Linked DNA regions of Homo sapiens: region 2 is linked to region 1. Evidence: chromatin contacts called from ENCODE Hi-C or POLR2A ChIA-PET data. All regions are on one chromosome and are shown on one strand. The core of a region is the stretch at or near the end of the contact, and the rest is flanking DNA. Distances in the headings are between cores, read along the strand shown.

Region 1 (3,165 bases), core at 419-2,918:
TGTGTGTGTGTGCCGTCCTGTCTGAGTATGTCTGGCTGGGCCACGTGGGGCCTGCCATGTGTCTGTAGGAGTTTGGGTGTGTGTGCATGTGTCCGCCTGTGTCTTGTGGTGGTGTATGTTTCATTAGAGGAGGGTGTCCGCATGAATCTAATGAATGTTTGGGTCGGTGTGTGACTGTGCATGGCTCTCAGAAGGGTGCAAGGCTGTGTGTGGCTGGGTGAGCATGTCTGTGGTTTCTCCTCATTATCATCTAGGGTCATTGTGTGTCCAAGGGTTTGTAGGTGTTCACCAGTCCACTGGGAAGCCAGTGACAGCACCTGTGCCCTGATGGAGACCACCAACCATGGTGTCTCTCCAGAGATCACCAACTCCTGCCCTGCGGCCCCCTCTGCTTGGGGCAGTAAGGATCAGTCGATCTTAGCTCAGTCCCCAGAGAGGAACCCCAGGCTGCCTGACCCTCCAGCCATCCAGCTCCACGGCCCCCAGATTTTTCAAATGCCCAGTACAGCTGCTGGGAGGCTGTCCTTGCCAAGGGGACTCTGCTAAGAGGAGTGGATGAGCCCCTGCTGCCAGCCTGAGCAAGAGGTACTGATAGCAGACAGGAGGGATGATTTCTGGTTGCTCCGGCACCCCTAAGGAGGTCAGCCGCACGTCTGTGTCAGGAACCCAGCATGGTCTCACACAGGCACACACACGTGCGTGCACACATACAACCAGCAAAGTTTTCCCCGTGGCAATAGCGTTCCTGGGCCCTCTGGCTGAATAGCATTTCTCTACCTGGAGGATTTCCGGGGCTAGGGTGGCTCCAGACCCAGGGCAGAGACACTGGGAGGTTGTTCTGGGGCCCTGGGACCCCAGTCCCTCTTGGCCAGGCAGCGGCCCCTCACCCCCTGCAAGTCTCAGTCTGGAGCTGGGGGGATGCTGAGCCCCTGACAGGAACATTCCTGGGAACTTGTCTTCAGTTTGGGGCGAGGGGACTGACAGGGCACCTAGAATAGGAGGAACCTGGGGGCTAAGGCAGAAAAACCTTATAACTGGAAGGTCTCCAGCAAATCAGCAATGGCAGAGAGATGGGGGCAGGAGTGAGAGCGGGGGGATGCTAAGGCCCCTCACTCCCTCCTCTCTCCTCCACTACCCTGTGAAGGCGGCTTTTTTATCCCCACTTTACAGGTGGGACGGGAGATCGGGAGGTGGTGACGCGCCCAGAGCCACATCGTCGGGGGTTGCACCCGGCACTGTCTTATGCTGGAGCCCTCGCTTCTGGGAGAGGAAGGGAGGAGGGGGCTTTACTGGGATCCTGCCGGGGAGGGAACGGGGCACAGGGAACGGGATGGGCTCCCCCATTCTAAGGCGACCCCCTGGCCCGAGTCCCCCACCGCGTCCCCACCCCGGAGTCCGAGGCGCCGGCCCTGCTATCCCGCATGGTGTTGGGGGAAGCCCAGCCCAGGTCTTGCCCTCGGAGCCCCCCAGCCCGAGCCCCGGTGCCCGCCTCCTGGCCTTTACCTGCGGGCGCGGCCGCCGGGCGCCGCTCCCGGCCCTCGAGGGCGGCCCGGGCGGCGAGGGCTCCGGGCAGGGGCGTCCGCGGCTGGGCGGGCGGCGTTGGGGTCCGGGGTCCGCGCCGGCGGGGTTCCGCGTCGCTCTGCCGGCCGCCCCTCGCGGCTGCCGGAGTGGGCGGGCGGCAGGAGGGGCGCGTCGGGGCGGGGCCTCCGCCCTCCTCTTTCCACAGCCACGGCCAAGGCCCGCGCCCCGCCCGGCCCAGCGCGCCCAGCGCGGACTCGGACGGCTGCCTCCCTCCCCGACACCCACGCCGAGCCCCCTCCACACACGCGCTCCCGGGCGGCCCGCCCCCATCCCTCCCCGTCCACCTGACCCGCGGCTCGGCCGCCGGGGAGTCCGCGCAGCCCCTGCCCTCGAGGGGCCACCTGCCTGTGGGGACGGACGCGGCTGCTGAGAAGGACGGCCAGGCGTGGTCCTGCAGGGAAGGGGCAGCTCGGGCTGGTGGCCCCCAGTGAGGAGTCCCCAGAAGGCTGCCTGCAGACGTGACCTCGGTAGGCTGAGCCCGGAGGACTCACAGGGGCCAGTCGTGACCCGCACATTCAGGCTTTAGGGCATTGAGCCGGGGTCACAGAGGCAGGCGGGAGCAGGCCAGACCTCGTCCCTCGGAAATGGGGAGTCACGGAAGGCTCTGGAGCAGGGCAGTCACGTGGTCAGATGTGTGCTTTGGAAAGAGCCTCCCGAAGCTGTGTGGAGGAAGATAGAGGCAGGCCACCGAGGAGGCTGCGGGAATACCCTGGCATGGTCCCATGAGGTGCACAGTGAGGGGGAAGGAAAGGGAGGGCCCAGTGTGAGGGGAGTGAGGAGGCGAACTAGGCAGAGTTTGGGCGAGGGGCCTAGGAAGAAGCAGTGTCAAGGACAGTGCGCAGGCTTTGGGCTAGGCCTGGGGGCGGCAGGGTCTAGGAGAAGAAGGAGGACGGATGTAATGAATTGGATGAGCCTGTGGGACTTCCATGGATCCGGAAGGGAGGTGAGAGTTCTGGGATAGCGAGGAGGAATCCACGGTTTGCAGATGGCGACTGATGCCATAGAATAAGGAGCGGGCCCAGGGAGGCGGGCAGGGCGCGGGCAGGACACTCATCAGCATTCACGGGGCTGCCCAGGGAGAGGGGTCGGCAAAGGAGACTGAGAAGATGGCAGGGACCGGGAGAGCAGTGTCCCAGAAGGCAAAGGCAGAGTGCTTCTAGAAGGCCAGGGAGGCCCACGGGATGGGCTGTCACAGAAGGACATTCTTAGGGACAGCAATTAAGGGTTGGAGGTTGGGGTGGGGGTAGGGGCAGTAGCCAGGCAGCAGGGGAGAAAGGAGGAGGCAGCAAGTGCAGAGGGAAGGGGAGATGAGGTCAGGAAAGGATTTTGGGGTGTGTGTGTGTGTGTGTCTGTGTGCGTGTGTGCATGTAGGTGAGTGTGGGTGTCTGTGTGTGCATGTAGGTGGGTGTGGGCGTGTGTGTGCGTGCATGTGTGTGTGCGCGTGCCTGTGTGTGTACGTGTAGGTGGGTGTGTGTGTGTGTGTGTGCATGTGTGTGTGTGTGCGTGCCTGGGTGTGTGTGTGCATGCGTGTAGGTGGGTGTGGGCATATGTGGAGGTATGTGTGCTTGGGTGTGCAAGTGTGTG
Region 2 (3,165 bases), core at 335-2,834, 200 kb after region 1:
CACTTCACCTCTTCATCGACCCCAGAGAGGGAGTGGGGACCCTGCATGCTGCCCCCTCCCCGCCCCCGGGGTCTTCTGGCAGGACTGGGGAAGGGAGCCTCTCAGGGGGTGGCGGTCCACGCCCAGTAGCACCTGGGAGCTGTGGGGGCCGAGGCAGTCCGAAGGTGTGGGGTAGCTCTGAGCTCATGTGCAGGTCCGGTACCCCGAGCGCCTTGCAGCGGGAGCCGGGGCCCATCAGTAATAGTGCATGCGGCCCAGGGTGCCCGTGGCCGTGGGGCTGGGCCCCAGCGTGCCTGTGCCCAGCAGGTCCGGCTGCCCGGTGCGCCAGATCTCCCGCAGGATCCGTTCGCGCTCCTCCAGCCGCTGCGCCCGCTCCAGCTCCTCCGCCGACGTGAAGACGTTGACGTTGAGGGGCCCGTCCGGCTCTGCGGACAGCTCGGGGCCCGGCAGCGTGTCGTCGGGGCCCAGCCGAGTCACCGTGTCCTCCTCGTCCTCGTCGTCGTCCTCGGGCTCCAGGGTGCTGCTGCGGGGGTCCCGGCGCTGAGCCGGGCCCCGGGGCCGCGGGCGGGGCGCCCACGAGATGCTGATGACGAGCAGGCAGAGGGTGAGCAGCAGGCCGAAGCAGACGCCCAGCACGAAGTAGAGGCCGAAGCTCTCGGGGTTGGCTGCGGGGCACAGGGCGGGGGTCACGGAGAGGCCCGGACGGGTGGGGGTTGTCCCACTTCCGAAAGACCCCAGGTTCTAGGTGTGGGGGCGAGGCCTGTAACCCCTACTCGAAGGGCATTAGGGAACCGCCAGCGGGCAAGAGGGCGGGGAGCGGGGCGGAGGGGACGGACAAGGCGCTGGGGAGGGAAGGGGATGGTGGTCAGGGAAGGGTTCAGGCCCCCAGTCTTCCGGCGCCCGCCCTCACCGCGGATGTGCGCGTAGGCAGCCAGGCTGTTGCTGAGCAACTCCATGTCCCTTCGCGGGGCATCCATGCTGCTCTGGGGGGCAGCTCCCCTACCAGCCTGCGAGGTCAGCAAAGTCAGATCCTTCTCCCAGCCTGGAGCCCACCCCGACCCCTTCCGCGGGCAGCTCCTCTCCCGGGAGCCGCGGGCCCAGGTTCCACCCTGGAGAGAGCGCTTCCCTAACTTCGTGGCGGCCCGGGGCCCTGTCGGGGGGAACCCCTCTCCCGGGCGCGGACGCCCCTCCAGTCCTGGGAGCAGCGCCGGGGACCGCGGGAGGCCCCGCCCCCTGGTGAGGTCCCCAGCTGAGGCCCGGTTCCGCCGTCCCGGGGCGGGATGGAGGATAGGGACGCTGAGCCTCCACGCCCCAGGCGGGCTCCGGGAAGGGAAGCTGCCTCTCTCCTCGCCCGGCCGCCCCGCGGGGACCCACCGGCCCGGGGCCAGGCCCACTCACCGTCAGCGCCCCGCTTCCCGGCTGCCCGGCCCCAGCGCGTCCCGCGGCCGCATACACTGGGTCCGGCCGCCCCCGCCCGCTCGGGTCCCGCCGCCCCTCCGGCCCCGCTGGGCTCCCAGGCCGCGGCAGCACGGGCGGGACACGGACCGAGGGACCAGCCGGCGGAAAGTTTCCTCCGAGGAAAGAGGAGGGACGGGGCGGGGCGGGGCGGGCGGGGAGGCGGGGAGGAAAAGGGCTGGGAGAGGAAGGGGAGAGGAGCGGGCAGCCGGGAGGAGGGAGAGCCCGGCCCGCGGGCCGTCCGTCCCCCACAGGAAACCGCCGGGGAGGCCGCGGCAGGGACCCGCCCCCAGGCCACTAACAGCAACAACAGAGAGGCTGGAGCTCTGCCTGCGTGCGGGCCAAGGGCTAAACCTTGGACAGGTTCTTTCACTTACTCCGCCTGACAACCCTGCGACGTGATACCATTATCCCCACTTCGCAGATCAAATAAACGGAGTCTTGGAGAGATTGAATTGACTTTACCAAAACCGTCAGGATTTGAATCTGCTGCTCTCTGATCCTAAAGCCTGAGCTAGAAACCACCGCTCCCCCTCCTAGGAGGCCCCTTCCAGGCAAAGCTGCTTCTCTTCCCCAGACCCATGCTGGACTGGAAGGGAGGGGACTGTCCACCCCTCCTTCCAGGGCCCAGGCTTGAATGTGTCCCCTGGCCGAGCTCTGGTCTAGTCACGCAGGGTTAATGATTGTTGGACTCCAGCTTTGAGCCAGGGCCCGGCCAGCAGTCTCGCAGACCCCAGCGTGGGGCCTCTGTGCCTGCGAGCTCCTGCGCTCTTGTGCACCAAGCAGCTTGTGGCGGCTTGTGGCAGATCCCACCCCATCCCGTCCCCCACCCCAAGGCTAAACCTGCCTGTGCTCACACACGCATTTCCCACCTGGGCTTGTGCATGCAATGTGGTGTGTGATCAGTGTGTGTGGCGGGGGGCTTCCTTCTGCCCTGTCTCCACGGGGCCCCCCCATCATGGACCTCCCCTCCCTTGCTGGAGCTAGAATGAGGGGGAGGCCGCCTTGGCGGGAGCCTTAGAGAGGAGGAGGAAAGGGGGAGAGGAAATTGCAGACATAGCTGAAGGCGCTGCCTGAGGCCTGTGGGCCAGCGACCCTCTCCCTGTCCGGGCTGCAGACCCCTACTCCCCCAGTCCCGAGACTGGGTTCAAGTAGAGGGCAGATCTAGATGGGGGAGGACTAGGACTGACTCCTATGGGGATGGAAAAGGGACTCCTGGGTGTCTTTGTGACTGTTTAGTGTGTTCTGTGAATGTGCGGGCAGGTATTTTTGCCCACATCTGTATATTTGTCTATTAATGTGATGTATTTGAGTATTGTTGTGGGGGCGGGTATGTCTGTATATAAATCTGTGCAGCCACTAGTCAACAAATACTGTGTATGCCTAGCACTTCCTAGTCTAGTCCACAGCATCTGTGGGTTTAACCAACTTTGCATCAAAAATATTCAAAACCAAAATTGCATCTGTGCTGAACATGTACAGACTTTTTTTCTTATCATTATTTCCTAAACAATAGATATATTTAATTTTTTTTCTTTGAGACAGGGTCTCACTCTGTCACCCAGGCTGGAGTACAGAGGTGCTATCTCAGCTCATTCACAACCTTTACCTCCTGGGCTCAAGTGAGCCTCCCATCTCATTCTCCCAAGTAGCTGGGAGGGACCACAGGCGTGCACCACCATGCCTGGCTAATTTTTGTAGAGATGGGGT

What was found. A loop is a pair of places that touch in the nucleus more often than their neighbours do. ChIA-PET counts read pairs that join two places held with the same protein, here RNA polymerase II (POLR2A). Pooled maps may share reads with other maps.
Region 2: a loop to region 1 is called in a pooled map, with 2.3 times the contacts of the local background. The contact joins the promoter of EVA1B here to the promoter of COL8A2 in region 1. A Hi-C loop is called at or near these places in 2 of 50 pooled maps. POLR2A ChIA-PET finds 5 or more read pairs at or near these places in 2 of 52 experiments (BJ and HEK293).

What each region holds. Positions count from the first base shown.
Region 1 is chr1:36,123,554-36,126,718 of GRCh38, forward strand. COL8A2 (collagen type VIII alpha 2 chain) reads right to left here and starts at 1,669. Exons shown (of 4, transcript NM_005202.4): 1 at 1,504-1,669.
Region 2 is chr1:36,322,061-36,325,225 of GRCh38, forward strand. EVA1B (eva-1 homolog B) reads right to left here and starts at 1,585. Exons shown (of 3, transcript NM_001304762.2): 1 at 1,399-1,585; 2 at 911-1,007; 3 at 1-665. The coding sequence starts at 977. The coding sequence ends at 235. It also overlaps a transcript of SH3D21 not described here. RefSeq lists silencers at 783-972, 1,063-1,112, 1,173-1,532, 1,623-1,852 and an enhancer at 854-1,738.